2 separate regions of the Homo sapiens genome follow, and region 1 is linked to region 2. Evidence: chromatin loops called from intact Hi-C (ENCODE). Cell type or tissue: PC-3. All regions are shown on one strand. Links, peaks and the distances in the headings refer to the core of each region. The heading gives the core; the rest is flanking DNA.

The links. Hi-C counts contacts between places; a loop is a spot of excess contacts. Peaks named below come from ENCODE experiments on the same cell type or tissue, not always from the same donor. Only the 100,000 strongest peaks of a DNase experiment are listed, where the experiment ranks them.
Region 1: it touches region 2 in a loop (4-fold over the local background); 1 of 110 quality-filtered maps calls a loop at or near these places.

The regions. Positions count from the first base shown.
Region 1 is chr1:198,472,498-198,488,901 of GRCh38, forward strand. The region is part of intron 1 of LOC105371677 (a long non-coding RNA gene); the gene reads right to left. Among named protein-coding and RNA genes, the nearest start is that of ATP6V1G3, 60 kb to the right of the region's middle. In PC-3, for the core only: no CTCF peak of the experiment used is centred there; a DNase peak (open chromatin) is centred at 8,194; H3K27ac peaks cover 636 bases.
Region 2 is chr1:198,568,668-198,585,071 of GRCh38, forward strand. No RefSeq gene overlaps it. Among named protein-coding and RNA genes, the nearest start is that of ATP6V1G3, 36 kb to the left of the region's middle. In PC-3, for the core only: no CTCF peak of the experiment used is centred there; DNase peaks (open chromatin) are centred at 7,624 and 9,034; H3K27ac peaks cover 2,470 bases.

The DNA.
Region 1 (16,404 bases), core at 3,700-11,699, 96 kb before region 2:
CCAGGTAATTCTCCCAGATCTTAGCCAAGACAACCAAGGCAGTACTTCAACAAGTCTTCAAGAGCCACAGTGTTTCTGGGTTTGGGATGCCCCCTAATGCAGATATGGCTGCAGAGACCAAAAACTTAGATCACAACACTCGAGTCCCTTCTAATACCTAGAAAGTCTTCCCAAAAAAGATGGGTACAAACGAGCCCAGATTGCAAAGACAAAAATAAATACCTAACCCTTCAATGCCCAGACATTGACAAACACCCACAAATATCAAGACTATCCAGGAAAACATGACCTCACCAAATGAACTAAATAAGGCACCATTGACCAATCCTGGAGAGACAAGGATATGTGACCTTTCAGACAGATAATTTAAAATAGTTGTTTTGAGGAAATTCAATGAATCTTAAGATAACAGACAAAGAATTCAGAATCTTACCAGAGAAATTTAACAAAGAAATTGAACTAATTAAAAAGAATCAGGCAGAAATTCTGAAGTTGAAAAATGCAACTGACATACTGAATAACACATCAGAATTGCTTAACAGCAGAATTGGCCAAGAAAAAGAAAGAATTAGTGAGCTTGAAGGTAGGCTATTTGAAAATGCACAGTCAGAAGTGACAAAAAGAAAAAGGAATAAAAAAGAATGAAGGCTGCCTACAAGATGTAGAAAATAGCCTCAAAAGGGCAAATCTAACAGTTATTGGCCATAAAGAGGAAGTGGAGAGATAGATTGGGGTAGAAAGTTTATTCGAAAGGATAATAACAGAGAACTTCCCAAACCTAGAGAAATATATCAATATTCAAATACAAGGTTTATAGAACATCAAACATATTTAACCTAAATAAGACTGTACCTCAAGACATTTAATAATCAAACTCCCAAACGTCAAGGATAAAGAAAGTATCCCAACAGTAGCAATAGAAAAGAAACAAATAACATACAATGGAGTGCCAACAAAATAAAATCAAAAGGAAATAAAGACTTAAATCTAAGACCTTAAACTAAGACCTCAAACTAAGAGTAAATCTAAGACCTCCACAATATTTAAATTTTAGAAAACATTGAGGAATCTCTCCAGGATACTGGTCTGGGCAAAGGTTTCTTGAGTAATACTCCACAAGAATAGGTTATCAAAGCCAGAATTCACAAATGGGATCACATCAAGTTAAAAAGCTTTTGCACTGCGAAGGAAACGATCAACTAAGTGAAGAAACAACCCACAGAATGGGAGAAAATATTTACAGTCTATCCATCTGACAAGGAATTCTTTTACTTACTATTACACTTTAAGTTCTGGGGTACATGTGCAGAATGTGCAGTTTTGTTACATAGGTATACACGTGCCATGGTGGTTTGCTACACCCATCAACCCGTTACCTACATTAGGTTTTTCTCCTAATGCTATTCCTCCCCTGGCCCCCCACCTCCTGACAGGCCCCAGTGTGTGATGTTCCCCTCCTGTGTCCATGTGTTCTCATTGTTCAACTCCCATTTATGAATGAGAACATGCGGTGTTTGGTTTTCTGTTCTTGTGATAGTTTGCTGAGAATGATGGTTTCCAGCTTTATCCATGTCCCTGCAAAGGACAAGAACTCATCCTTTCTTATGGCTGTGTAGTATTCCATGGTGTATATGTGCCACATTTTCTTCCAGTCTATTATTGGTGGACATTTGTGTTGGTTTTAAGTCTTTGCTATTGTGAATAGTGCCGCAATAAACATACGTGTGCAGTGTGCATGTGTCTTCATACTAGAATGATTCATAATCCTTTGGGTATATACCCAGTAATGGGATTGCTGTGTCAAGTGGTATTTCTACCTCTAGATAATTGAGGAATCACCACACTGTCTTCCACAATGGTTGAACTAATTTACACTCCCACCAACAGTGTAAAAGTGTTCCTATTTCTCCACATCCTCTCCAGGAAAAAAGTCATTGTTTCCTGACTTTTTAATGATCGGCATTCTAACTGGTGTGAGATGGTATATCACTGTGGTTTTGATTTGCATTTCTCTAATGACAAGTGATGATGAGCATTTGTTCATGTGTCTGTTGGCTGCATAAATGTCTTCTTTTGAGAAGTGTCTGTTCATAACCTTTGCCCACTTTTTGATGGGGTTGTTTTTTTCTTGTAAATTTGTTTAAGTTCTTTGTAGACTCTGGATATTAGCCCTTTGTCAGATGGATAGATTGCAAAAATTTTCTCCCATTCTGTAGGTTGTCTGTTCACTCTGATGGTAGTTTCTTTTGCTGTGCAGAAGCTCTTTAGTTTAATTAGATCCCATTTGTCAATTTTGGCTTTTGTTGCCATTGCTTTTGGTGTTTTAGACATGAAGTCTTCGCCCATGCCTATGTCCTGAATGGTACTGCCTAGGTTTTTCTTCTAGGATTTTTATGGTTTTAGGTCTTAGGTTTAAGTCTTTAATCCATCTTAAGTTGATTTTTTGTATAAGGTGTAAGGAAGGGGTCCAGTTTCAGTTTTCTGCATATGGCTAGCCAGTTTTCCTAACACTATTTATTAAATAGGGAATGTTTTCCCCATTGCCTGCTTGTGTCAGGTTTGTCAAAGATCAGATGGTTGTAGATGTGTGGTGTTATTTCTGAGGCCTCTATTCTGTTCCATTGGTCTGTATCTCTGTTTTGTTACCAGTACCATGCTGTTTTGGTTACTGTAGCCTTGTAGTATAGTTTGAAGTCAGGTAGTGTGATGCCACCAGCTTTGTTCTTTTTGCTTAGGATTGTCTTGACTATGTGGGCTCTTTTTTGGTTACATACAAAGTTTAAAGTAGTTTTTTCCAATTCTGTGAAGAAAGTCAATGGTAGCTTGATGGGGATAGCATTGAATCTATAAATTACTTTGGGCAGTATGGCCATTTTCACAATATTGATTCTTCCTATCCATGAACATGGGTTGTTTTTCTATTTGTTTGTATCCTATCTTATTTCCTTGAGCAGTGGTTTGTAGTTCTCCTTGAAGAGTTCCTTCACATCCCTTGTAAGTTGTATTCCTAGGTATTTTATTCTCTTAGTAGCAATTGTGAATGGGAGTTCACTCATGATTTGGCTCTCTGTTTGTCTGTTATTGGTGTATAGGAATGCTTGTGATTTTTGCACACTGATTTTATATCCTGAGACTTTGCTGAAGTTGGTTATCAGCTTAAGGAGATGTTGGGCTGAGATGATGGGGTTTTCTAAAGATACAATCATGTCATCTGCAAACAGAGACAATTTGCCTTCCTCTCTCCCTATTTGAATACCCTTCATTTCTTCCTTTTGCCTGATTGTCCTGGACAGAACTTCCAATACTATATTGAACAGGAGTGGTGAGAGAGGGCATTCTTGTCTTGTGCTGGTTTATAAAGGGAATGCTTCCGGTTTTTGCCCATTCAGTATGATATTGACTGTGGGTTTGTCATAAATAGCTCTTATTATTTTGAGATATGTTCCATTGATACCTAGTTTATTGAGAGTTTTTAGCATGAAGGGTTGTTGAATTTTGTTGAAAGGTTTTCTGCCTCTCTTGAGATAATTATGTGGTTTTTGTCATTGGTTTTGTTTATATAATGTTTACGTTTATTGGTTTGTGTTTGTTGAAGCAGCCTTGCATGCCAGGGATGAAGCTGACTTGATCGTGGTGGATAAGCTTTTTGATGTGCTGCTGGGATTCAATTTGCCTGTATTTTATTAAGGATTTTTGCATCAGTGTTCTTCAGGGATATTGGCCTGAAATTTTCTTTTTTTGTTGTGTCCTGCCAGGTTTTGGTATTAGGATGATGCTGGCCTCATGAAATGAGTTAGGGAGGATTCCCTCCTTTTCTTTTGATTGGAATAGTTTCAGAAGGAATGGTACCAGCTCCTCTTTGTACCTCTGGTAGAATTTGGCTGTGAATCCATCTGGTCCTGGATTTTTTTGGTTGGTAAGCTATTAATTGCTGCCAATTCAGAACTTGTTATTGGTCTATTCAGGGATTTGACTTCTTTCTAGTTTAGTCTTGGGAGGGTGTATATGTCCAGGAATTTATCCATTTATTGTAGATTTAGGTGTTTATAGTATTCTCTGATGGTAGTTTGTATTTCTGCGAGATCGGTGGTGATAACCCCTTTAGCATTTTTTGTTGCATCTATTTGATTCTTCTCTCTTTTCTTCTTTATTAGTCTGGCTAGAGGTCTATTTTGTTGATCTTTTCAAAAAGCCAGTTCCTGGATTCATTGATTTTTTTTGAAGGGTTTTAAGTGTCTTTGTCTCCTTTAGTTCTGCTCTGTTCTTATTTATTTCTTGTCTTCTGCTGGCTTTTGAATTTGTTTGCCGTTGCTTCTCTAGTTCTTTTAATTGTGATGTTAGGGTGTCAATTTCAGATCTTCCCTGCTTTCTCTTGTGGGCATTCAGTGCTATAAATTTCCATCTACACACCTGCTTTAAATGTGTCCCAGAGATTCTGGTATGTTGTGTCTTTGTTCTCATTAGTTTCAAAGAACATCTTTATTTCTGCCTTCATTTCATTATTTACCCAGTGGTCATTCAGGAGCAGGTTGTTCAGTTTCCATGTAGTTGTGCAGTTTTGAGTGAGTTTCTTAATCCTGAGTTCTAGTTTGATTACACTGTGGTCTGAGAGACTGTTTGTTATAATTTCTGTGTTTTTTTTTGTTTTTTTTTTTATTTTTATTTTTTTTTGCATTTTCTGAGGAGTGTTTTACCTTCAATTATGTGGTCAATTTTAGAATAAGTGTGATTTGGTGCTGAGAAGAATGTATATTCTGTTCATTTGGGGTGGAGAATTCTGTAGATGTCTATTAGGTCTGCTTGGTCCAGAACTGAGTTCACGTCCTGAATATCCTTGTTAATTTTCTGTCTGATTGATCTGTCTAATATTGACAATGGGGTGTTAAAGTCTCCCACTATTATTGTATGGGAGTCTAAGTCTCTTTGTAGGTTTCTAAGAACTTGCTTTATGAATCTGGGTGCTCCTGTGTTGGGTGCATATTTATTTAGGATAGTTAGCTCTTCTTGTTGCATTGATCCCTTTACCATTATGTAATGCCCTTCTTTGTCTCTTTTGATCTTTGTTAGTTTAAAGTTTGTTTTTTCAGAGATTAGGATTGCAACTCTTGCTTTTTTTTGCTTTCCATTTGCTTGGTAAATATTCCTCCATCCTGACAAGGGATTCTTACCTGGAATATACAAGGAGCTCAAACAAGTCTACAGGAAAAAAATCAAATAATCTTATTAAATAATGGGCAAAAAATCATAATAAACACATCTCAAAAGAAAACATTCAAACAGAAAACAGGCATATGGAAAAGAGCTCAACATTACTGATCATCAGAGAAATGAAAATCAAAAGTACAATGAGATATCATTTCATCCCAGTAAAAATGGCTTTTATCAAAAGGATAAGCAATAATGAATAATGGGGCTGACGTGGAGAAAAGGGAACCCTCATACATTGTTGGTGGAATGTAAATTAGTACAACCACTATGGAGAACTGTATGGAGTTTCTTCAAAAATCTGAAGATAGAACTATTACATGTTCTAGCAATTCCACTACTGGATATTTATCCAAAGGAAATAAATCAGTATGTGGAAGAGATATCTGCACTCCCATGTTTATTGCAGCACCATTCGCACTAGCCAAGATTTGGAAGCAACCTACATGTTCATTGACAGAAACGTGGATAAAGTGGATAAAGAAAATGTGGTACATATACACAAGGGAGTACTTATTCAGCCATAAAAAGAATGAGATCCTGTCATTTGCAACAACATGGTTGGAACTGGAGGACATTATGTTAAGTGAAATAAGCTAGGCACAGAAAGACAAATTTTGCATGTTCTCAGTCATTTATGGGAGTAAATTTTAAAATAATTGAACTCATGCATATAGAGAGTAGAAAGAAGGTGATCAGAGGCTGGGAAGGGTAGTGGTTGGGGGTGGGAAGTGGGGGTGATTAACAGGTACAAAAATATAGTTAAATAGGATGAATAAACTTTAGTATTTGATAACACAACAGGGTGACTACAGTCAACAGTAAACCAACGTGCATTTTAAAATATAGAGCATAATTGGAATGTTTGTAACAAAGAGAAAGGATAAATGCTTGAGATGATGGATACTCCATTTACCCTGATGTGATTATTATGCATTGTATTCCTGTATCAAAATATGTCAGTTACCCCTTAAATATGTATGACTACTATGTATGCACAGAAATTTTTTACAAAATTAAATTTTAAAAAAGAACTCAAGCCAAGTAAACAGATTCAAGGAAACTTTAGTGAATTATTAGCTCTATGTAAGAGGACAATAGTCTAGTCTCTAAAATACCTTGTGAATTGAATGTAGAACAGAGAGTGGGTATTTTGAAAATAAGATATCATTAGGTCACTTTTTTGATAACTTTTATTTTAACTTTGGGGGTACATGTACAGGTTTGTTACATAGGTAAACTTGTGTCATGTGGGGTTGTTGTCCAGATTATTTAATCACTCAGGTATTAAGCCTAGTTCCCATTAGTTATTTTTCTTGATTCTTTTCCTTCTCCCACCCTCCACTCTCGGATAGGCTCCAGTGTGTGTTGTTCCCCTCTATGTGCCTATGTATTCTTATCATTTAGCTCCCACCTATAAGTGAGAACATGCAGTATTTGGCTTTCTGTTCTGACATTAGTTTGCTAAGAATAATGGCCTCCAGCTCCATTCATGTCCCTGCAAAAGACATGATCTTATTCTTTTTTATGGCAGCATAGTATTCCATACTACAGTATAACCTGTATGGAAGGACCATGAACCTAAAAATAATCATTTTATAAGTATAATCTGTAAGTTCACTCGCTAACTGTTCTTATCTCTGCACATTCAGGGCTGAAGTTAGAGTGATCATGAAAGATTTAAAGTTGTGATCTGGCGATTGCTTGAGTACTGGTCCTCGCTATCCCTGTTTCATGTAGTGTAACCTGGGTGAGTTGATTAACCTTTTTGTGCCTTGATTCCCTAATCTACAAAATAAGAATATCAATGATTTCTACTTCAAAGATCGTGGTGAAGATTAAATTAGATATCAATTAAAGTGTTTACACAGTGCCTGTCATATGGCAAGAGCTCAGTAAATATTAGCCAAAATAAATACCATAAATTCTGGTTAATGAATGTTATTAGAAGAAGAATCAACTATGAAAAAAACATACTTAGGGTTTAGAGTTAAAACCAAATAAAGTTTACTGGAGGTCTATGAATGCTTTTAATAATACTCATGCTTGTTTCTATAGGGCCTATGGGTAAGTGCCTGATATAAATGACACAGTCATGTTGATATGACCAAATTAAATACCTTTAGCTTTTCTTTTTTGGTCTCTGAAGCTTTTCCAACATCTTAACTCACTATCATGTGTAGTTTTTTTCATAATACAGTTCAATACTTTTTATAAACATACATGCAAATTAAGACAACAGCCTCAATGTGTTCCCAGCAGCCAATTTTCTTTTCCTTTCATTGTATTCATTGCATTTAAGACAGTAACCTGCTGAAATGGGTGCATACAAAGTATATTAGCCAATAACCATCTCTTCTCTGAAGGAGGGAGGTTAAAAGCAAGAAAAACTATTCCAAGGTAGGAATGTTGAGTTTTATTGCCACTACTTTGATTAACTTGGACTCTTGTAGAAAGAGTAGCTCTTGTAGTGAAGCAATTATTCCCCCTGATGGAAGGTGCTCATAAGTACCTCCCTAAGCAAAGTGGCACCTGTCCCGTGGAATGCCCCATACTAAGAAGAATACCAAAAGTGGAATCCAGACAACTGGGCTGTAGTTAAGCTTCTTTGCATGTGATCTCTGTAAGGAAGTGTTTCTCCACCTGTAAGATAGCATAAAAATTACTATATATCAGGGTTATCTGTGTCATCTAAAGACATATAAGTAAAATACTTGGTAAATTATAAATAATTATACAAATAGAAGGGATTAAATTATTGCAAATTTTTATTTTTACATAATGTTCACATTCCTTCTTTTTGTGACAAAACCTTGGTGTTGTAAAGCAAACAGGGAGAGCACTTTGGTAGGAGCAAGGTAAAGAGATGCTTGTTTGTCTAAGTGCCTTGCCATGTTTCACTTGGCTTCTGTCCTCCTTAGTGACAGAAACAATTTTTGGATAGGTAGTAAGTGGGTACCCTAAGGAAGCTGGCTGGGCATATGGCCAGATAAGTTTCAGCTGTGGAATGAAGCAAGTACATGGCTACTCAGTATATGTCTTTCATTTATTCACCCATTCACCTGCTTACTCACTCATCTATTCATTGATTTATTTATCTAGACATCATTCATCAAATATTTATTAAATACTAGCCCAGATGCTCGGGATCAGAGTGCTGACATATAAGATGGTTGTAATACATTGCTGAATTTGGGATTAAAAAATAGATCTAGTCTTTGCCCACTTTTTCACCATTCTCTCTCCCACCCCCTACCTACCCACCGCTGTCCCTGTCTCTCTCTGTTACAGCCATACACATCCTATTTCTATCACTTAATCATAGCACTCTTGTTCCTGACTGAGGAACTTTGCACTTCCTCTTACCCAGGTTTTCACCTGCTGAATCATTCCACCACTTAGGCTGTAGATCCAGACTCCCCTCTTTGGAGGCTTCTTTCCTTATTGCTCTAGCTAAAGTAGCACCTTCCAACCTCTTACCTATACTTTTCTATTTCCTAGCCTTCGTAGTTCTTATCACTAGCTGAAATTACATACATTTGTTCAGCTTCCCTCAACTAGAACATAAGCTTCAGGAGCTCAGGGATGAAGTTATCACCAGTGCCCCGAGCAGCACCTGGCTCAGTTCTTCACATGCTTACCTGGCATATAAGCTCAAAAATATTTATTAAAAGGATAAATGAAAAGGGAAGATGAAAAATGATAGACATTCTGTGTCCATCATCCTTCCACAAAACACTACTTATATTACAGATAAATATTATACTGTCCTTCTCAGGAAATTTCAGAAGGCAAGAAAGCTATATTCATGGGATTTTAAAGGATAAGAAAGCTGCATTTTTTCACCAGTTCATGTAGCTACATCTTAGCTGTATTTTGGGTAAGTGTAAGTGACATCTAAAGTCTACTAGCACGTATTTTTAAATAGTGGACATAGACACTTGTCTCCCACCTACCTCCTGACCAGGATAGTTTAAATGCTCCTTATCTGTTCTGTCACACTGGGAATATCTCTAGGGCTATACTTTCTATATGTACTACTTAGTGATTGCTTTTACTGCTGGATCCACCCTAGACACTAAGCTCTCTTTCTTATATACTTTGCTTTCCTAGAATCAAACATGGGCCCTGTACAAAGCAGATAAAGGGCAATTGTTTCTTGACCATTCCTTTGCGCAATAGAAAGAGGAACTTTTATGTATTAGAGATTGTGGTAGTTGCAGAGAATAAAACTGTAAAGAAGATGGGCATGGTTCCTGCACTTATAGGGTAAATAAAGCACATGGGTAAACACAGGCTAAATATTTTTAGTAGTTACACCATTAACAACAATATGGATAGAGCTATTGTTCATGTCCAACTGTCAGATAACAACAAATAGATTGGCAAAGGAGCTGTAAGTGGATGAGAAGGGCCTTTATTTGATTCCAGCAGTTTGTGTCAGGCTAGATGATACATTTATTTCTAAATTGATTTTGACTAGCCATAAGCATCAAAATTCTCATTAGGAATTTGAAGTCATAATGTGATGCCTCTTACAACTAACTGTGTCACTTCTATGTATTCTTATTGGAAAATTATTCTCTTTGAATATTAAAATTGACATTACTACCTTTTGAAATATTAAAAGGATCTAAATATTTCTAGTGAAAGATTTGACATATAGAAAAAATTCTGCCAGAAACAAAAATCAAGCCTATAGTGTAATTTGAGATTTCCTTAAAGCCCTCCCTGACCCTTATATATCTTTTCCATATTTGACAAAGAGCAGATTCTTTCTACTATTAGCCTGAATTCAACACAAGTCTTTCATTGCACATGAAAGCTTAGATTCAATCATCCATTAATTTATCCAACAAGTATTTTTTGAGAACCTACTATGTGCCTGGCACTGTTTTATACTTTGAGAATAACAGTAATAGTGGAGATGAAATCAGGCAGTGCAAATAAGCAGAGATGTGACTGAGATAATTTTACATAATGAAATAATATTTAAAAAGATGGTGGTTAGGGATAGGAGATACATTAGATGGGGTGGTCAAAAAAGATCTCCCTGGCATGTTGATTCTGGAAAAGAATAGCCCGTATGATTTAACAATGAGGGAAAATAGGAGATAAATCAGCATGTAGATGATATAAAAATAGAGCCACAGATGATAGTACATTTACCATGAGAAAAAGTCAGCATAGATTTCTATAAGTGAATCTTGGACACCATTGACAAGGAAGAATGGAATTTCCCCAAATATAAACTAACAAGTTGGCATAGAATTCTGCATGTGACAGTGTCCTATAAGTGTTATACTAATTATCATTAATATTTCAATGTCATATTTACTGGAATTTTGCAGTAATGAAGTTTGGGTCTTGTAATCACAGCCAATGTTAGCATTTCTTAAGGAAATCCATATGACTTGAATTATCTTTACTACTGTAAAATGAAGGACAATAAAAGTCATAAAGCAAAAGCAACTGTAATACTAACTAAATAATATGACTGTCATCTTGTGTAAAAGGAAGTTGCTTGACTTTGTGTAAATAAGAATTACTGAACTGGTACTGAAACATAAAAAGCCAAAGTCTACTACCTAATAGTTTCACCAAGAAGATAAGAGAAAACTCACGATTTAGGAAATGTAAGGTGAATTGTACCTACAAAGTGAAAAGATATTAATACAGATTAATCTTACAAGATTAATCAACTATAAATTAGATCATTAGAACTTTAAAATTTAATTGGATTCATTACTTTCTAGTAATGGTATGAAATTTAATTATAAGACACACTACAAAATTTCTTGAAAAATTAAATTAGGACGTGGAAAAGTTTACTGCAGTTTGTCTGTGGGCAGTTCAGCTCCTGGAACATTGCACTTGAAAGAATATGGATTTTGAAAAGCACAAAAAAAAAAGGAGAGGTCAACTACACTATAAACTGTAGGTAGACAGAGATCCTACCTCTTATTTCATTTAAAATCCATGTGCCCCATATTAAGCACATGTCTAATAGGCCAAGAAATCAGTCTCCCACAAAATGTTTATTTGCCCCATTTTATAGGCAAGGCACTATGATACATACCAGATATTGAAGTTGGCTTTCATCTTACTACCTAATTGGAGGACAGAACACACACACACACACACACACACCCACACACACCCACCTTGTGATGTAATACTGTATAATGTAATAAGGCACCAGCAAAACTCCAGCAAATGTATAGTTATCCCACTTGATTTATTTAGACATGGATTCATATTGTCAAGGCACCATTCTTTAAAAAGTATTCCTTTGCAGATTTTCCTATTCTGTGGACTAGATTCTTGACTAAAATTATACATGAGTTGTAAAATACATGATGAGGCCCACATATTTCAGGGACTGATCTTTTAATGGAGTGATGAATGTAAAGACAATCAAATGGAGCTGGGAAGATTGGATATCAGTATGCACAACAATGAAACTAGATCCCTATCTTTCACCATCTACAAAAATCGACTCAAAATCGATTAATGACATAAATGTAAGTACTGAAATGATAAAAGTACTGGAAAAAATGCTGAAAAACACTCCAAGATATTAGTCTAGATAAAGATTCTACAGCTAAGACTTCCAAAACATATGCAACAAAAATAGACAAAAGAGACTATATTAAACTAAAAATCTTCTGCACAGCAAAGGAAACAATCAACAGAGTGAAGAGACAACTTGTTTAATGGGAAAAATATTTGCAAACTATCCATCCATCAAGGTATTAATATCTAGAATATACAAGGAACTCAAATAACTCAACAGCAGAAAACCAAATAACCAAATGATTAAAATGTGGACAAAGCATCTGAATACACATTTCTCAAAAGAAGACATACAAATAACCAACAAATATATGGAAAAATGCTCAACATCACTAATCATCAGAGAGTGCAAATCAAAACCACAGTGAGATACTATCTTACCCCAGTTAGGATGGCTATTACAAAAATAACAAAACAAATAACAAATGCTGGAAAAGATGTAGAGAAAAGAGAACATTTATGCACTGTTGGTGAGAATGTAGATTAGTAGAGCATTTACGGAAAATAGTGTATGGGTTTCTCAAACTAAAAATAGAACTACCATATAATCCAGACATTCCACCACTGGGTATTTTTCCAAAGGAAAGGAAGTCAGTATATTAAAGGGATACCTGCATCCCTGTGTTTATTGCAGCACTACTCACAATAGCTAAGATATGAAATCAACCTAAAAGTCCATCAACAGATGAGTGAATAAATAAAATGTTATACACAATGGAATACTTTTCAACCATAAAAAGAATGAAATCTTGTCATTCACGGCAACATGAATACATCTGGAGGACATTATGTTAAGCAAAATATGTCAGGCACAGACAGATAAACACTATATATTCTCACTCACATGTAGGAACTAAAAACAAATTGAGCTTATGGAAACAGTAGAATTGTGGGTAATAGTGGATGTGAAGGAGAGAGAAAGGGGAGGATGAGGAAAAGTTGATTAACAGATACAAAATTATAGTTAGATAGGAGGAATGAGCTCCAGTATTCTGCAGGACTGTAGGGTGAAAGAATATGATCAATGATGAGTTAATGTATATTTTCAAAAGGCTAGAAGAGAGGATTTTGAATGTTTACAACACAAAGAAATGATACATGTTTGAAGTGATTGATATGCTTACTCTGATTTGATCATTGCACATTGCACACACATATTGAAATACCACTCTGTATCCCATAAATATGCACCATTATTAGATGTTAACTGAAAATAAAAGAAAAAATAAGGACATGTTTATATAATAAGTTAAAAATCCTTTTTATAACCATCAAAAAAAGATTAGTTTAGAATCCCACATTGTGAAATTAAATTTGTGCAGTTTACCAAACAACTAACATATACAAAAAAACAATAAATGCATGCTATGTGATCCTTATGTTGACAGTATCTCTTCACTTAAAAACTGCTGAAACTCTTAGCTAGCTCTGGTCAAGGGACATTTTCTCCACATTATTAAATCACTTTCTTTTAGATCTGTGATTCTGATTATTATTCTGCAGTATTGCACTTTCTGTGCTCTGTGTATCATACCACAACGTAATGTTTTAGACCATGGACAGTAGAGTTACACATCCTACCCTTGACTATGGCTCTACCCTCACTTTATAGTTGTGTGACCATAGGTAAGTTGCTAAGCCTCTCCAGGCTTCCGTTTATTTTCTGTATGATGTAGATGACTATAGTACTATAGTGAGCTGAATGGTAACCTCCAAAGAGTATTCCCTTGTTGTAATTTCTGGAACCTATGAATGTGATCTTATTTGGTTACAGGGTCTTTGTAATGTAATTAAATTGAGGATCTCGAGGTAAAATCCTCCCAGATTCTCTAGGTGGATACCAAATTCAATGACAAATGTCTTTATAAGAAGCGGAAGAGAAGAATATGTGGACAGGAGAGGGGAGTTGATGTGAAGTCAAGAGGCAGAGGTAGGAGTCACGTGGCCACAAACCCAGGACACCATGGAATCCCAACAACTGCCGGAAGCTGGAAAAGGCAAGGAGGGTTCTGCCATAGAGCCTCCAGCCCTGCTGGAATCCTGATTTCTGACTACTGGTCTCCAGAACTGTGAGAAAATAAACCCAATCTATGGGAATTTGTTACAGCAGCCATAGGAAACCGATTACAAGTATTCACATTAGAAATCTGTTGTGAGGATGTAAATCAATTGGTACGATGCCTGGCATTGAGTAAGCACTCAATAAAGTTTAGCTGTTATTGGTACTGGAATGATTGTCTTTTGTAGTGATGTCTGTTGGTTTTGTGCCTGGTATTGTTTCATCCAACTTCTATAATATCACATTGATTTACCTTTGGGCAAACTAATGATTTTTTAAAACTTAAATGACACACATGCATACAAAATGATTGGTACCAATTCATCTAGAAGTACTAAAGTGATTCTACATTTTCTCCTGCCATCAGACTCAGATGTGTCCCATTTCTTGGCCTTTGTTCCGTGTGGTAGAGTGTACGATAGCCTTTTTTCCTCTTAAGTTATACCAAATACTTATTCATCGACACATACTAGGAGCTATAAAATAATAACTACTCATATTATCTCCAGTCTTAATCTCCAGCTAATTTTCAGGCTACATTTCCTCATTGCTTATTGTATTATTGCTACTTGATTGTTTTCAGGTGATTTCACTTCAGCATGATTAAAAGAAAACTGTTTCTATTCTTCAAAAGCTCTTTTTTAGACCCCTCCTTCTATGATAATTTTCTTTTTTAATCAGACTCCAAGTCTTAGTCATCTTTAACTTATTTCTATCTGTCATAACTAATAACCTATTAATGCCATGTACTATTATTCAACATTTCTTAATGTCTTTTTATTGCTCAATACTCAGCCTTGTTTTGATTTATGATGTTTCAGACTGAGATTACTGAGATAAATATTTAGCTGGATGCAAGATTTTTTCAACACCCTTTATTTAGAATTCAAGCTTCTAAAGATAAACTTTCTTAAATATTGTTCAAAATGTATATTTTCCTACTAAAAATTACAGTTCTACTTATTTAATCTAACAATAGGAAATTACAAAATAATTGATCCAGTAGTCATATAGTGAAATACTCATAGTGATTAACAATGTGTTGATGTGCTAAATAAGAAAACAGGATATAAAACTGTAGAAAATATGACATCAATTTTGTTAAATACAAGTACTCACACTAAAGCTGATGAAATGTGTTCATATGAAAACAGCAATCATATTTAAGTGGTGATATTGGAAGTAATTTTATTTTCCTTTTATATGTTATTTTCTTCTGATTTTTCTTCAATGGGTAGGTAAATCTTTTAAAATTAGATACAGTAAATGTTCTATGTTTAAAATATATATGTAGTGGCTCCTCATGCTCTGTAATAAAATTTGTGTCTCCTTGGCTATTCTTCAAGACCTGCAATCTAGCCCAGCTGACCTTATTTCCCACTCTATCCAAGCACAAATCTCTGTGCTTTAGTCATAGCTGCACTGACCCATAGGTACCCTATGGCCATTCCTGGCCTTGTGCATTCATCGTGTTCCGTTCAATGTGGTCTACCTTGCATCCAAATTCCACCCATCTCTTAAGGCCCAGAGATACTCTGTCCAAGATACCATGTCCGTTCATAGTGAGACAGCTGTATTTGTTCTCTCTTTTCCATTAAACATCTTTGTGTCTTCTTCAGTATTAAATAACTTAGCTCTGAATTCTATCCTGCCTCAATGCCATAAACTACCATTTTGCAAATCATAACACTTTAAGAATAATGTGGCTCAGTGCAGTGGCTCACACCTGTAATCCCAGCACTTTGGGAGGCCAAGGTGGGCAGATCACTTGAGGCCAAGAGTTTGAGACCAGCCTGTCCAACATGGCAAAACCCTGTCTCTACTAAAAATACAAAAATTAGCCAGGCAAGGTGGCACATGCCTGTAATTCCACTTACTTGGGAGGCTGAGGCAGGAGAATCGCTTGAACCCAGGAGGTGGAGGTTACAGGGACCAGAGATCACGCCACTGCACTCCAGCCTGGGCAACAGAGTAAGACTGTCTCCAAATAATGATAATAATAATAATAATAATAATAATAATAATAATAATAATAATGCATACTTCCTGAGAGTGGGCACCATGTAGTCCTTATGGTCTCCCTAGATGAATTCTAAGGACATCAGAGATGTCTCAAAGAAATATTTAAGCTGTAAATAAGAGAAACCAAACTCAAGCCAGTTTTTTTTAAAAGGGGCATTGTGGCTCAAATAAATGGAAATCTAGTGGTAGGGCAAGGCTCAAAGTGGCTTTGGCCTGTTTCTCTGAGGATCTCTAGGTTTTACTCTCTTTTCTGTGCTTTATTCTCAGGCGCTCTTGCCTCACAGTAGCAAAGTGCTTGCAGTGATTTTAGGGATTATGTCCGCTCAACATACACTGTTCAAAAAATCCCAAGATTCACTCTGATGGGAGAGGATTAGGCCACATGACTATCTTATACCAGTATCTGTGGCCAAGGATTGAAGGCACTGGTTGGCTGTCTTGGGTACGTTTCTTCATACCTGAAGTTGGGTCTGTAAGGACTTCTCTCAACCACATAAATTTCTTACAAAAAGAAGGGGTTTGCAGGGAGGGAGAGGGGATGT
Region 2 (16,404 bases), core at 3,120-11,119:
GCAAAAGTCTGACTCAAAAAAAAAAAAAAAAAGTTACTTGGTCATGGTGGATAAGCTTTTTGATGGGATTCACAGCAATTTTAAGCAACTCTAAGTTATCCACTTTCTATTTTTTCCTACATCTAATATTTTCTAAATGTATTGGCTAACTCCTTTTTCCAAAGTACAAAATAAAATGATTATTTAAAAAACTGATTGCTCCACAAATGCACTAATACAAAAAGTAGACAAGTTAACAAAAAGGAGAGAAAGAATAGATAACATTTTTTAAAATCAAATTATAAATGACAAAATTATGTTTTACAGATAAGGATCTAGCAATCATATTCAAGTTCAGAGTCATATGTATTTTATCAATGTTTAATAAGAGGAAATAGGTTTAATCTATAGTAGAAGTTATTAAATTAGATATTAACAGTGGTGCTCATCTCCCACTAAATTTTGAAGCAAAAAAGCAATTTAAGAATAGTTCTGGCCTGGGTTTCCAAATTAAACTTTATTTACAAAAACAGGAGAGTTACGACTCCTCCAAAAGAAAGAGTAGTTTTACCTGGAATAATGTAGAATTGCTGCAAATAATAAACTTAGGATGGTAAAAAAAAAAAACAAACAAAAACACAATGACAAGTCATAGAGCTTATTTAGAATAAGTCTTCAACCGATTTAGGTATGTTCTCAGTGCCTCCAATAGATAGTTGTGCAGGCCACTGAATATGCATTTTAGTACACAACAATCAGTAGAAATTTTCATACCTTCACCTCTGATTTCTGAATGTTATTGGTTTATAAATTATATAAATTTTAAATGTAATCAAATATAAAATATTTACAAAATTGGAGATTAAAGGATAAGGCAAATATTAAACAAATATAATTTATAATATGTTTCATTTCATTTATGAATGATTCAAAACATTTCAATTTCCCTGAAATATTTTTATGTAAAGTAAAATATCAAAAATGTTTTTTTATTGATATGTAAGAATATTTTCTTATGAGAAAATTATTAAGAATATATTTCATTATTGTTAAAAATTTATATCATAAAACAATTCTGATACTTAGTTTTAATTATTGTCATAACTCAAACATGTAAGCTACATTAATATATATATATCCAAAAGAAGAAATATATTATTATCTGTGCTTATTAAATCATGGTATATTTTATCTACCAACTATGCAAAAGTTTTTGTTTAAATGTTTCCATTAAATTCCTGGCACTTCCGATGTCCATCGGGTATTGCTGCATAATAACTGGAAGATTTTACAGTTTTATATTTTTAAAAATTAGTTCACACCCTGCAGAAATTTCACGGTAAAATTTAAGTTTAGAAAATGATGCTTTAAAGTTTTTTAAAGGTACTGCATCCTATGTGGCAAAACAAAGCTCAGAAATGAAAAATATTTTTATTCATCTGTTTTAATAGTGCAGAAAATGAATATATGCATTTCTCTGTTGAACCCTTGTGTTGTGAAACTGTCACAGGTCCTTCCGAATATCTTTACCTCCTGACAGAGGACCAGGCTCAATTTCTCTATTAATTTATAGCAAAGTACTTCCTTCTTTTTAAAAAAAATTACATGTTCTCATTTTTGCTTCCTTCACTTCAATGGGTTGCCATGAGTATTTCCTGTGGGAAGGCATTCCGCACTTTGTAGACCATTGGTCTAGCCTCTATATTAGCGAATACTGTGGTCTGTGGATGGGGTTCTGATCAAATGGATTGTGCTTGGGTCCACAATTGATAGCTTTGCTTGATAAACAGATTTCTTCTATTGAGTCACTATCTTCCCTCCTTCAAATTCTACTGTTTGGTCTTAGTTTAGTTTACTGGAAATGGTAAAAATCATATCACAATTGAGTATTTCAGGGCTAGAGGGGACTTTAGAAGCCATATGGCTTGGTTTCCCACTCAGCATAGGTATAGGTTTCCTAGATTTAGCAAATAAAAATACAGGGCATACACTTCTTGAATCTCAAATAAACAACACATTTTAAAGTATACATATGTTGGAAATATTTGCAAATACTTAGCATTCTGTGTTTTTTATCCAGCAACTCTGTATATGTGGCCTCTCTATCAGATTTTTAGCATGTGGGTAGCTAGCCTCACCCTTCTCTGAATAGAAAATAATATATTTTGGTACAAAAGGAGGTAATTGATTATAAATGGAGTATATATGTATAAACACTGAAATTGGCTAGGGTGACAGTTTTATTTTCATTTGCTCTTTGTTTTGCGTATAAATTATCCAACATCTAGTCACGATAGATCCTTAGAAGCTTTATGTAATGGCAACAAACATAATACAAAAAGTGAACTTCAGATTTTTTTTTTCTTCCTGAGACAGTCTCTCTCTGTCACCCAAGTTGGAGTGTAGTGGCGCGATCTTGGCTCACTGCAACCTCTGCCTCCCAGGTTCAAGCGATTCTCATGCTTCAGCCTCCTGAGTAGCTGGGACTACAGGTGCATGTCACCATACCCGACTAATTTTTGTATTCTTTTTTTTTGTTTTAGTAGAGATGGGGTTTCACTATGTTGGCCAGGCTGGTCTCGAACTTCTGACCTCAAGTGATCCACCAGCCTCAGCCTCCCAAAGTGCTTGGATTACAGGCGTGAGCCACTGTGCCTGGCCTTAAATTTCAGATCTTGAAGATCCAGGTCTCATGTGTCATCAGTGAGGAAGATGTACTACAAAATGTTGAGTTGATTAAAGGCACAAAATAATGGTGGCTGAACTGCACAGACAGCATATGTTTCCGGACTTCTGGTCAGAGAAAGTCTTCTTCACTGACTGCAGGATATTCTCCAAGATTCCTGGTAGGTTTGATCTTCTAGGACATCCACAGATCTCTAAAGAAACACCAGCCTTGGAGCACAGTTTGCTGTCTGAAACTTCGGTGTTTGCATTCATTTTCAAAGAAACTCCCAAAATGCACTTGTCAAATGATGCAGAGAAAAACTCACCTCCAAAATTCATTCTCAGTCATGGACAATGCATATTGCCATTCTGCTATAATCTTAAATGTGAGTTAGGATAAGGAAAAAAAAGAAAACCTCCTTTAAGCTGAAATCACTACTGAAATACAGCTGTTGTGTCTATGTAGCAGATTTGGAGACTACAAAAAAATGGGCTGTGGAGGTAAATTAAGAAGTTTGGACTCTAAGAAAAAGGTTCCTTATTATAGACATACTAAAGCTAGTACATGAGCTGGAGATGGAGCAGGGTCAGATTCAGGGTCATGTGATTTGTGCAGTCACACAAGGTCCAGCACCTAGAAATGCCCTATGCTTGGTTTAATGCTTTACTTTCATTGTCTTGAAATTCTTAATCATTTTGAGCAACAGGGGGCGGGGGGGTCCTGCATGTTCATTTGGCAGTGGGTCCTGGAAATTATGTAGCTGCTCCTGGATGACCACTTTGGCCAAGGCTGTGGTTTGTGGCCAGAGAGCAGAGCTTTCTCATATACTATATTCTCTTCAGCGACAGCTCTGTGTCCACAAGGTTTGCCATTATTCATTGGGGTCTATCACATGTACACTGTCCATTCAAGTCATGTCCATGCTTTGGACTTCCATTATCATTTCCTTTTGTATTCAATTGGTCGTAAGATCTATGGTTTCTACCTCTTGTATATATTTAAATTCTATTCCCTTTTCTATCTCCTCTGCGAATGACTCCCTTCAATCCTCTTCATTTCTTACTTGGTCAATTACACTAACTATGTTATTGGAATATCTGACTCTAGCTTAGTCTTATCTTCTCCAGTTCATTCTCTATAGCAGGTTCAAATTCTGCTTATTACAACTGACAGCTTTTGTAAGTAAAGTTTTCTTAGAATACACTTATATCCCTTAATTCACATGCTATCTATGGCTGCTTTCGTGCTCGAGCTGCAGAGTTAACACAGACTGGTATGGCCTGCAAAAGCTCTAGTTCTAGCTGCAGTTGCAACACAGACTGGTATGCCCTGCAAAAGCTAAAATACTACTTGGCCATTTACAGAAAGTTTGCTAACCCTTACTTTATAATTATGACAGAATCATCTTCTAACATGCACATTTATTATTATTATTATTTTACATTCTGGCTTAATTATTCTATTGTTTCAACTTAAACTCTAAGCTATTCAGCTTGGCATATTGATTTCTAAAGCAGTCTTCTGCCTACTTTAGCCTCTATACTAACGCACCTCAATATCAAGCGATGCCTTGACCATTGGTCCCTACGGGGTGGAGAGGAGTAGGTGGGTGGGAGGGAGGTGGAGGAAAAGTTTAGGGCAAGGTTGATCAGATTAACTTTAGAAGATTTTTCAAATGTCCCCTATTAAATGGCTGTCTTAGTCTTCTTGGGCTGCTATAACAAAATACCATATAATGGGTGGCTTAAACAACAGACACTTACTTCTCACAGTTCTAGAGGCTGGGAAGTCTAAGATCAAGTTGCTGGCAGATTCAATGTCTGGTGAAGGCTTTCTTTCTGGCTGGCGGACAGCCACGTTCTTATTATGTTCTCACATGGCAGAGTAAGAGAGCGAGCTCAGGCCTTACTTCCTCTTACTAATCCCATCATGGGGACCCCACTCTCATGACCTGATGCAAACCAAAGGCCCCAAATACAAATGCCACCACACTGAGGGTTAGGGGTTCAGCATATGAAGTTCAGAGAGACACAAACCTTCATTTCATTACAATGGCCCTTTGTGGGACCATATAAAAATGGGAAAACGGGGAGGACACATGTAGTTTGAAAAAAAAAAAAAAGAAACTCATGATCTCTTTTTGCTTCTCCTAATTCCTCCCCCCTTGAGAACCAATTATCTAGACATACCAAACCACTTTTGCTTCTCTCACCTCTGTGATTTTGCACATGCTGCTCCTCTCTCTGGAACACTCTCCCCCACCATGCGTCTCAGGCTAACTCCTAACAGCCTTTCAGGACCCTGTTTCAACCCTGTTGACATGACCTCAGATTCTCAGACTGAGCTAGATATCTCTTCTCTGTGTTCCCTTAGAATCAGTTTGTACTAGTTTTAGTATTTATTAACAGCATTTTAGTTGTGGCTCTCTTTCTAGTTGTTAGCCATTATATAATGATATATGTTTATATCATTAATTCTGGAAAAATGATTAGCACACAGTAGACATTCAATAAATGCTTGTTGAACTGATTGATGGAAGTTTTTGTCACTTGGCCAATAAATGGGAATGCATATATGTAAACCGTATTCAAGATACTGACATGTTTTTGTTCAGTTTTTAAAAATCAGTTAGGATTTTGATTTTATCATGAAGATTTTTTCTTCAGAATCTAAAATTGACTAATAAAGTTAAGTTTCTCTTTAAAAATAACCTTTCTCATCAATTTTATAAACAAAGATGAATATATATCCTCTAACCCTCTTCCTTTTTGTGATTATTTCTTATTTAAACATTCAAGTGATAGAAGAGCCCTAATCTACTCTCCAGAATTTGGTGGTGAGTTGTTGTTGTTATTGTTGCTGTGAACAATAAATTATTATAGCAAAATGCCACACAGGCTGGGCTGCCTGCTACAGATCATTAGTTACTTCTTTGCCTTCTAGAGCCTCATGGATTTAAAAAGACAAGACCAGGAAAAATATAGAGGATTTCCTTCTGCCCCTTGTTTGGAAAGCATGGCTTTTTCAAGGAGATTAAAACTAATTTTTATTCAGGCTGTAAATATAATATATAATTATCCAAACAGAAGAGATCTTCACTGATAAAAAAATACCCCAAATTCAGCATATTTCTATAAAGATTAACATTCACTGCTTACTATGTGTCAGATGTTATCATAAGCATATTCTATGCATATGCACACTAAAATTTTAACAGTGCTATATTACTGATGAGAAAAGGAGGCTTAGAGGGATTATGCTGTACTTAGTAGGCAGTGAGGTCAGAATTAAAACTCAGGTGTTCTGATTCCAGAAACTTCATACTTATCTGCTATATTCTAGTCCTTCTGAAACAAAGCACCCCTTTTCCTTGATGTGCAGTCAGGCTCCCTGGAATATATCGTGTAGTTACATAGCATGAAATTTTATTTCTAAAATAAAACTCTGCATAGTGTTTAGAGTGACCTACATAATATCAGAGGGGCAGTGGCTGCCTCTGTGACAGAGGAGGCATAAGAAGTCAGTCAAATGACTTTGTCAGCTTCATATGCTGGAAATTAAGAGTGACTGCAGGACTCTACTAGTTTGAGCTCCCAAGGTATAGAGGATTGGCCGTTGACTTTGAGCTTTCTCAATCATTTATTCTCATCTACTGATGGGAATAGCATATTTTGTCTTGGATTAAAAGAAAAACAACTTTGCAAGCCTCATTAAGCCAAGGATAATATCATCTCTAGAGATAAAATAACATGCCAGTCATTCAATCTACAAGCAAATAAAGTACATTTATAAGTATATTTGATTTTTACCATGTTAGACCTCAATGGACCTGTACGATGAATGCTGGGGCTTAGTGAGGCAAAGCATCAAATCCGAGGCCATGTGACAGAATTGGAACTAGAACCAAGAGGTATTATCTTTTTACCAATGTATCTAATGGTCACATTCCTTATTTCATGGTTGTGCATTTGGTCATTGATTGCTTGTAGCTCTTGGCATTAGGATAATTATTTATTATAAATGAAATAAATTTGAGTCAGTGATAATATGTTGTCAGGTATGTGAGGTTGCAATATACTTTATATCTTTAAATTCTTCAACCAACATACATATAGCACGTCACTTATGTGATAATATCTAACTCTTGATAATTCAAATTGGTTCTCATTCTTCTGATGTCATCAGTGCCAGTCTAGTTCTCTTTCTGATTATGACTATGGTGCTTACTTTAGTGTAGTTGCAGCCATAGGATACCAGGATTCTCAACTTTCCTTCTCTTGTCCTCCCTCTTCCTTTTCTTGTTTTTTATATTTTTCATTCCAGCTTTCTTAAAACATAAGGTCTTTGGTATTTTCTAAGACTTCCATCTGTGTTTTATTTCCTATCCTCTTTTATTTCTTTCAAAACTTGGCTTTGAAAGAGTTCACTTAGTCTTTTTTAAGTTTTTCTGTCCCCTCACCTAGGCCTGAAAACATGCTCAGGTACTCCCTAACACTGGAAATACCCTCTTAGCCCTGCCTGGAGCTAATAATCTTATTGTTCTTCTTCTATGCATCTCTAAGTTTCTTGAAAAGTGGTGTGCGTTAATTGCTACACTGCCTAACCACTAATTCATAGCCCCATACCATGTGTCTTGCTTCCCCATCCCTCTGATGAAATTGCTGTCTCAAAGGACAACATGAATTCATTATTGCCAAATCCAATGGCCTTTTCTTATGTTTGAGCTTCTTTTTCATGGCTGCAGCATTTGAGAATTTTTCTTTTCTTGAAAATATTTCCTCTTATACTCTGTGACCCCACCATTTCCTACTTTCCTCCCACCTTTGTATCACTTCTCAGTTTTCTTATCTAGTTCCTCTTCCATCTCTTTCCTCTTAAGCTCAGACATTCCCCCAAGGTTCTGTTCTCATTTATTTCCTCTACCTTTCACTCTGTCTTTGAGTCACTCATTCTCTTCCATAGCTTCAATTATCAGAGAAGTTGCTGACTTTCTGAGTCATAGACTTTAAGTAGCTGACCAAAGCAATGAAACTCCTCCTTCAAATATTGACATAATAATAAACCATTTTATAACATGTGCTCGTAACATTTATTGAGCACTTACTATTTGATCTATTAAATCCTCACAACAACTCCATGAAGCTGGATAAGAAAACTTGCCAAAGAGCCACACTTTCCAACTTAATATAGCTGGGATTCAATCCCCAGCAGTTGACTATAAATAACCTAGGGCACTCAAATTCTGCATATATTAGAAGAATTGTGGCACCTTGAATTTATTTGCAGGAACTCCTAAGCTATCACCACTAGGATGGTAGCTACAAAATCTTTCTGTCTAGCTACAGCCTGAATTCCATATAACTCTCTTTCTAGAATCGATTTTATTGAGGCAAATTGATGTAATATAAACTGCATATATTTAAAGTGTTCAATTTCATAAGTTTTGGCATATATACATATATGTATCTCTATAAAACCTTTACACTTTCAAGATAGTAAACACATCAATTTTCTGCAAACGTTTCCTGAATACCCTTCTCATTCCTTCTTACTTGCCCTCATTTCATTTGCCCAGAGGCAATTACTGATCTGCTTTCTGTTACAGGGAAATTTGCATCTTCTGGAGTTTTATAATTAATGGAATCATATCGTTTAGCCTTTTTATCTATCTTCATTCACTCAGCTTAATTATTCTGAGATTTATTCATGTAGCTGTATGTAACAACACTTTGTTCTTATTTACTGCTGAGTAGTATTTCATTATATGGATATACTAAAATTTATCCATTAACCTGTTTTTATATATATATTTATATATATATATAATACTTTAAGTTCTAGGGTACATGTGCATAACGTGCAGGTTTGTTACATATGTATATATGTGCCATGTTGGTGTGCTGTGCCCACTAACTCGTCATTTACATTAGGTATATCTCCTAATGCTATCCCTCCCCCTTCCCCCCACCCCACAACAGGCCCCGGTGTGTGATGTTCCCCTTCCTTTGTCCAAGTGTTCTCGTTGTTCAATTCCCACCTATGAGTGAGAACATGCGGTGTAACCTGTTGATGGACATATTGGGTTGTTTCCATTTTGGGATTATTGAAAACAATCCTGCTACAAATTTTTTGTGTCTTTGTTTGGACATATTCTTTTATTTTTATTGGGTAAATAACTAGGAGTGGACTTGCTAGGTATATAATACATATACTTTTACAACTTTTAAATGATGGCAAACAGTTTTGCAAAGTGACTGCACCATTTTACATTTCCATCCTCATTGTCTGAGAATTCTAGTGCTCCACATCCTTGGCAACACTTGGTATGGCCAGCATTTTTAATTTTAGCTGTTCTAATAGGAATGTACTGTAATCTTGCGGTTTTAATTTTCATTTACCCAATGACTAATACATTTGAGCATCTGTTCATGTGCCTCTTGGCCATACACTTGTATTCTTTTGTGATGTGTCTCTTCAAATAATTTTTCCATTTTAACAATTGAATTTTTTTCTTACTCTTAAGTTTTGAGAGTTCTTTATATTATCTGAAGAACTCTCAAATAATACAAATAATATCTGTAACAATTGCCTTATTACAGATATTATTTGCAAATATTTTCTCCCAGTCTGTGATTTATCTTTGCATTTTTTAACAGTAACTTTTAAAGGTCACACATTTTAATTTTTATAAAATACAATTTATTAACTTTTAATGGATTATTCTTTCAGTTTCATATCAATTAAATCTTTGTTTAATGCAAAGTCACAAAAAATTTCTATGTGTTTTACAAGTGTTAATGCTTTTGGTTTTGCATTTAGGTCTAGGATCAATTTTTAGCTAATTTTTGTATATGATGTGAGGTGCGAACCAAAGTTTATATTTTGCATGCCATTATCCAATTGTTCTAGCACCATTTGTCAAAAGACTATCTTTTCTCCACTGAATTGCCTTTTCACTGTTGCCAAAAAATCAGTTGTCTCTATATGTATGGGCCTGTTTCTGGACTCTGGTTTGGTCCATTGATCTATTTGTCTATTTTTTTTTTTTTTTGATGGAGTCTTGCTCTGTTGCCCAGGCTGGAGTGCAGTGGCGCGATCTCGGCTCACTACAAGCTCCGCCTCCCAGGTTCACACCATTCTCCTGCCTCAGCCTCCCAAGAAGCTGGGACTACAGGCACCCATCACCACACCTGGCTAATTTTTTGTATTTTTTTTTTTTTTTTTTTAGTAGAGACAGGTTTCACCGTGTTAGCCAGGATGGTCTCGATCTCCTGACCTTGTGATCTGCCAGCCTCGGCCTCCCAAAATGCTGGGATTACAGGAGTGAGCCACCGCGCCCAGCCTATTTGTCTATCTTAATACCAATACCACACTGTCTTTATTACTTTAACCTTAGTCTCGAAGTTAGGTAGAGCTAATCCTCTTTGTTTTTCTTTTATAAAATTGCTTTGGCTTTTCTAGGTCCCTTAAATTTCCAGCAAATTTTAGAATCAGCTTATCAATTTGTACATAAAAGCTTGATGAAATTTTGACTGGGAATACATTGAATCTATATATTAATTTGCAGCATATCTGCATTACAAAATATTGAGTCTCCTCATCCATGAACAGAAACAGTTCTGTACTTATTTAGGTTTTCTTTAATTTTTCTCAGTAATATTTTACAGTTTTCAGTTTGCATGGCTTGAGCATCTTTTGTCAGACTCATATGTAAGTAGTTGGTATTAATTGACGGTATTTTCATAGTTTTAAAAATTTCAATTTGTAACGTTCATTGGGAACAGTTAGAAATACAATTGAATTTTTATATTGATCTTTTATTCTGCAGCCTTGCTAACTCACTTAGCTTTTTTTATTAGCTTATTGTTCATTGAAGTTTTTACAGAAGTGATCACACTGCCATCAGATAAAGACAATTGTACTTTTCTCTTACCAATCAGGATGTGTTTTGTATAACTACTCTTGGCTTAGTAGCTAAAATATCTTGCACAATGTTGAAAGGAAGAGATAAAAGTAGACATCATTATCTCATTCCCCTTTTTAAGGGGAAAGCATTCAGTTTTCACTACTGAAAATAATATTAGCCATAGAATTTCCATAGGTGATGATTATTAGGTTAAGGAAATTCCCTTCTATTCCTAGTGTGCTGAGAGTTTTATCAGGAATAAATGTTGGATTTTGTCAGATGCTTCCCTCTGTATCAACCGAGAAGATCATAATAGATTTTCTTTTTTAGTTTTTTACCATGATAAATTACATTTATCAATTTTTAAATGTTAAACAAATCTTGCATTTCTGGGACAAAACTTGATTTGGATTCAATTTGCTAAATTTTATTTAATATTTTTGTATCTATTTTCATGAAGGATATTGCTCTGTTCTTTTCTTTTTTTTTAACGTCTTTTTCCAGATTTTGTATCTAATAGAAAGTGAGGAATAATTTCTTCAATTATTTGGACTAGTTTTTTTAGAATTGGTATGAATTTTTCCTTAAACATTTCATAGAATTTACCAGCAAAACTATGTGGACCTAAAGTTTTCTTTTTTGGGGATAATTTTTTCCCATTTTTTTATTCAGATAAAATATGCATAACATAAAGTTTATTATATTAACCTTTTTTCTATTTTTAAAAATTATTTTTATAGACTTTATTTTTAGAGCCGGTTTAGATTCATAGCAAAATTGTACAGGAGGTATGGAGATTTCCCAGACCAATATATTTGTTACAAATGATAAACCTACATTGACACATCATTATCACCCAGAGCCCAGTGTTAATATTGTTAAAAATTGCTTTTTTTTTTTTTTTTTTTTTTTGAGACAGAGTCTTGCTCTGTCCCCTAGGCTGGAGTGCAGCGGTGTGATCTCAGCTCACTGCAACCTCCGCCAGCTGGGTTCAAGCAATTCTCCTGCCTCAGCCTCCTGAGTATCTGGGATTACAGGCACCCACCACCATGCCCAGCTAATTTTTGTATTTTTAGTAGAGACAGGGTTTCACCATGTTGGCCAGGCTGGTCTTGAACTCCTGACTTCAGGTGATCCGCCAGCCTTGGCCTCCCGAAGTGCTGGGATTACAGGCATGAGCCACTGCACCCAGCCCCTCTCTGTCTTTTTTAACTGCTGTTGCTTTAAAGTTTGTTTTGTCTGATATAAGAATAGCTACTCCTGATTGTTTTTGGTGTTTATTTGCATGAAATATCTTTTTCTACCCCTTTACTTTAAGTTCATGTGAGTTCTTATATGTTAGATGAGTCTCCTGAAGACAGCAGAAACTCGATTGGTGAATTCTTACCCATTCTACCATTCTGTATATATATATGTGTGTGTGTGTGTGTATATATAGATATAGATATAGATATTTTTTTTTTGAGATGGAGACTCGCTCTGTCACCCAGGCTGGAGTGCAGTGGGGCAATCTCGGCTCAGTGCAAGCTCCACCTCCTGGGTTCATGCCATTTTCCTGCCTCAGCCTCCCAAGTAGCTGGGACTACAGGTGCCTGCCACCACGCCTGGCCAATTTTTTTTTTTATTTTTAGTAGAGACAGGGTTTCACCATGTTGGCCAGGATGGTCTCGATCCCTGACCTGGTGATCCGCCTGCCTTGGCCTCCCAAAGTGCTGGGATTACAGGTGTGAGCCACCGCACCCAGCCATTCTGTATCTTTTAAGTGGAGCATTTAGGCCATTTATATTCAATACTAGTATTGCAATGTGAGGTACTATCCTATACATTGTTGTCTGAATACCTTGGGTTTTTTTGTATTGTGTTATTGTTATATTGGTCTTATGAGATTTATGCTTTAAGGCGGTTCTATTTTGGTGTATTTCAAGAATTTGTTTCAAGATTTAGAGCTCCTTTTAGCAGTTCTTGCAGTGCTGGCTTGGTAGTGGTGAATTCTCTCATCATTTGTTTGTCTGGAAAAGACTGTATCTTTCCTTTATTTATGAAACTTAGTTTCAATGGATACAAAATTCTTGGCTTATAATTGTTTTGTTTAAGGAAGCTAAAAATAGGACCCCAATCTCTTCTAGCTTGTAGGGTTTCTACTGATAAATCTGCTATTAATCTGATATGTTTTCCTTTATAAGTTACCTCATGCTTCTGCCTCACAGCTCTTAAGATTCCTTCCTTTGTCTTGACTTTAGATAACCTGATGACTCTGTACCTAGACAATGACCTTTTTGTGATGAATTTCCCAGGTGTTCTTTGGGCTTCTTTTATTTGGATGTCTAGATCTCTAGCAAGGCTGGGGAAGTTTCCCTCAATTATTCCCTCACATATGTTTTCCACACTTTTAGATTTCTCTTCTTCCTTGGGAACACTAATTATTCTTAGGTTTGGATGTTTAACATAGTTTTTGATTTCTTTAAGTTGAACTTCACCTTTCTCTGGTGCCTCTTTGTTTAGCTTAATACTTGACTTTCTGAATTCTTTTTCTGGTAATTCGGAGATTTTTGTCTTGATCTGGATCCATTGCTGGTGAGCTGGTATGATCTTTTGGGGATGTTGAAGAACCTTGTTTTGTCATATAACCAGAATTTCTTTTCTGGTCCCTTCTCATTTGGGTAGACTGTTAGAGTCTGGGATTCAAATGCTGCTGTTTAGATTCTTTTGTCTCACAGGGTTCCCTTGTTGTGGTGTTCTCCCGCTTCGCCTAGAAATGGGGCTTCCTGAGAGCCAAACTGTAGTGATTGTTTTTGCTCTTCTGGGTCTAGCCACCCAGCAGAGCAGCTGGGCTCTGGGCTGGTACTGGGGAGTGTCTACAAATAGTCTTGTGATGTGATCCGTCTTCAGGTCTTATAGCCGTAGATACCAGCACCTGCTCTGGTAGAGGTAACAGGGAAGTGAAGTGGACTCTGTGAGGATCCATGGTTGTGTAAAATGTTTAGTGCGCTGGTTTTGTATTAGTTGGCCTCTAGCCAGGAGGTGGCACTTTCAAGAGTGCCTCAGCAGCCGGGCGTGGTGGCTCACGTCTGTAATCCCAGCATTTTGGGAGGCCGAGGCGGGCGGATCATGAGGTCAGGAGATTGAGACCATCCTGGCTAACACAGTGAAACCCCGTCTCTACTAAAAATACAAAAACTACCTGAGCGTGGTGGTGTGCACCTATACGCTACTTGGGAGGCTGAGGCAGGAGAATGGTGTGAACCCGGGAGGCGGAGCTTGCAGTGAGCCGAGATTGTGCCACTGCACTCCAGCCTGGGCGACAGAGCAAGACTCTGTCTCAAAAAAAAAAAAAAAAAGAAAGAAAAAAAAAAAACAGTGCATCATCTGGCCACCTATAGGGAAGATGTAAACTTGCCCTAGGGAAACCTGGTTAAGTATTCAGGTTTCTCAGGCCATGGATAGGGCCATAGAGCTCCCAAGAGATTATGACCTTTGTCTTTGGCTACCAGGGTGAGTAGAAAAAGACCAACAGATGGGGGCAGGGTTAGGTGTGTTTGAGCTCAGCCTCTCCTTAGGCAATGCTTGCTTTGGCTGCTGTGGGGCATGGAGGTGTGGTTCCCAGTCCAATGGAGTTATATTCCCAGAGGGATTATGGCTGCCTCTGCTGAGTCATGCAGGTAACTAGGTAAGTGGGGGAAAGCTGGCAGTCACGGACCTCACCCTGCTCCCATGCAGCCTGCAGTCCTAAAGGCCAGTCTCACTCCCAACAGCACTGAGTCTATTTCCAGGAAGTTGGTGACCAGAGCTAAGAACTTGACACAGACCATGAGCCTCCCCATTGAGAAAGCAAGTAAACTGGCAGGTTTTTGGCATCTCAGGGAGCCTGAAGGGGTGATCCATTTCCTACAAAGCGTCCGTGGATTCTCTTGGCTTTCCTGGTGTGTTCCTGTGGTCACTCTTGGATCAAAAATTTATGGTGTGAGTCTCCACACGCTGCTCTGTCCGTCCGAGTAGGAGCTGCAGGTTAGTCCTGCCTCCTATCTGCCATCTTGCCCAGAGTTAATATTCAGATTCACTCTTGGTGTTATACAGTCTATGGGTTTGGACAGATGTATAATGACTTATATACACCATTATAATGTTATACAAAGTAGTTTCACCATTTTAAAGTAAACAATTCAATGGCATTATGCACATTCACACTATTGTGCAACCATCACCACCTCTCACCTCCAGAACTCTTTGCAAAACTCTATGCCGTTGGACAATAAATTCCCATTCCCTCTCCTCCCAGCCCTAGCAACTACCATTCTACTTTCTGTCTCTATGATCTTGACTACTCTAAGTACTTCATGTAAGTGGAATAATACAGTATTTTTATTTTTTTATTTTTTATTTTTATTTTTATTTATTTATTTATTTATTTATTTATTTAGTATTTATTGATCATTATTGGGTGTTTCTCAGAGAGGGGGATGTGGCAGGGTCATAGGATAATAGTGGAGAGAAGGTCAGCAGATAAACACGTGAACAAAGGTCTCTGGTTTTCCTAGGCAGAGGTCCCCGCGGCCTTCAGCAGTGTTTGTGTTCCTGGGTACTTGAGATTAGGGAGTAGTGATGACTCTTAAGGAGCATGCTGCCTTCAAGCATCTGTTTAACAAAGCACATCTTGCACGGCCCTTAATCCATTTAACCCTGAGTTGACACAGCACATGTTTCAGAGAGCAGGGGGTTGGGGGTAAGTTTATAGATTAACAGCATCCCAAGGCAGAATAATTTTTCTTAGTACAGAACAAAATGGAGTCTCCTATGTCTACATCTTTCTACACAGACACAGTAACAATCTGATCTCTCTCTTTTCCCCACTTTTCCTCCTTTTCTTTTCGACAAAACCGCCATCGTCATCATGGCCCGTTCTCGATGGTCGCTGTCTTTTCGGAGCTGTTGGGTACACTTACCAGACGGGGCGGCCTGGCAGAGGTGCTCCCCACCTCCCAGACGGGGCGGCCGGGCGGAAGCGCTCCCCACCTCCCAGACGGAGCGGCCGGGCAGAGGCGCCCCCCACCTCCCAGACGGAGCGGCCTGGCAGAGGCGCCCCTCACCTCCCAGACGGGGCGGCCAGGCAGAGGCGCCCCTCACCTACCAGGTGGGGTGGCTGGGCAGAGACGCTCCTCACTTCCCAGACAGGGTGGCCAGGCAGGGGCGCTCCTCGCTTCCCAGATGGGGGCGCCGGGCAGAGGCGCTTCTCACTTCCCAGACGGAGCGGCCAGGTAGAGGCGCTGTTTAAATAATGCTGCCATGAACATGGCTATCTCTTTGAGACTCTTCAATTCTTTTGGGTGTATACCAAGAAGTGGAATTACTGGGTAATATGGTAATTCTGTTATTAAATTTTTAGAGAACTACCATACTGTTTTCCACAGAGCCTACACTATTTAACATTTTCACAAACAGTTCACAAATATTCCAGTTGCTCCACAATCTTGCCAACACTTATTTTCCAGTTTTGTTGTCACTGTTTTTAGAAATCATGGCTTGTTAATTAGGTAAACTTGTATTGTGGGGGTTTGTTGTACAGATTATTTCATTATCCAGGTATGAAGCTTAGTGCCTATTAGTTATTTTTCCTAGTCCTCTCCCTCCTTCCACCTTCCATTCTCCACCCTCCAATAGGCCCCAGTGTGTGTTGTTCCCCTCTATGTGTCCATGTGTTCTCATCATTAGTTCCCACATATAAGTGAAAACATGCAGTATTTGGTTTTCTGTTCCTGTGTTAGTTTGCTAAGGATAATGACCTCTAGCTCTACCCATGTACCTGCAAAGGACATTATCTCATACTTTTTTTATGGCTGCATAGTGTTCCATTGTG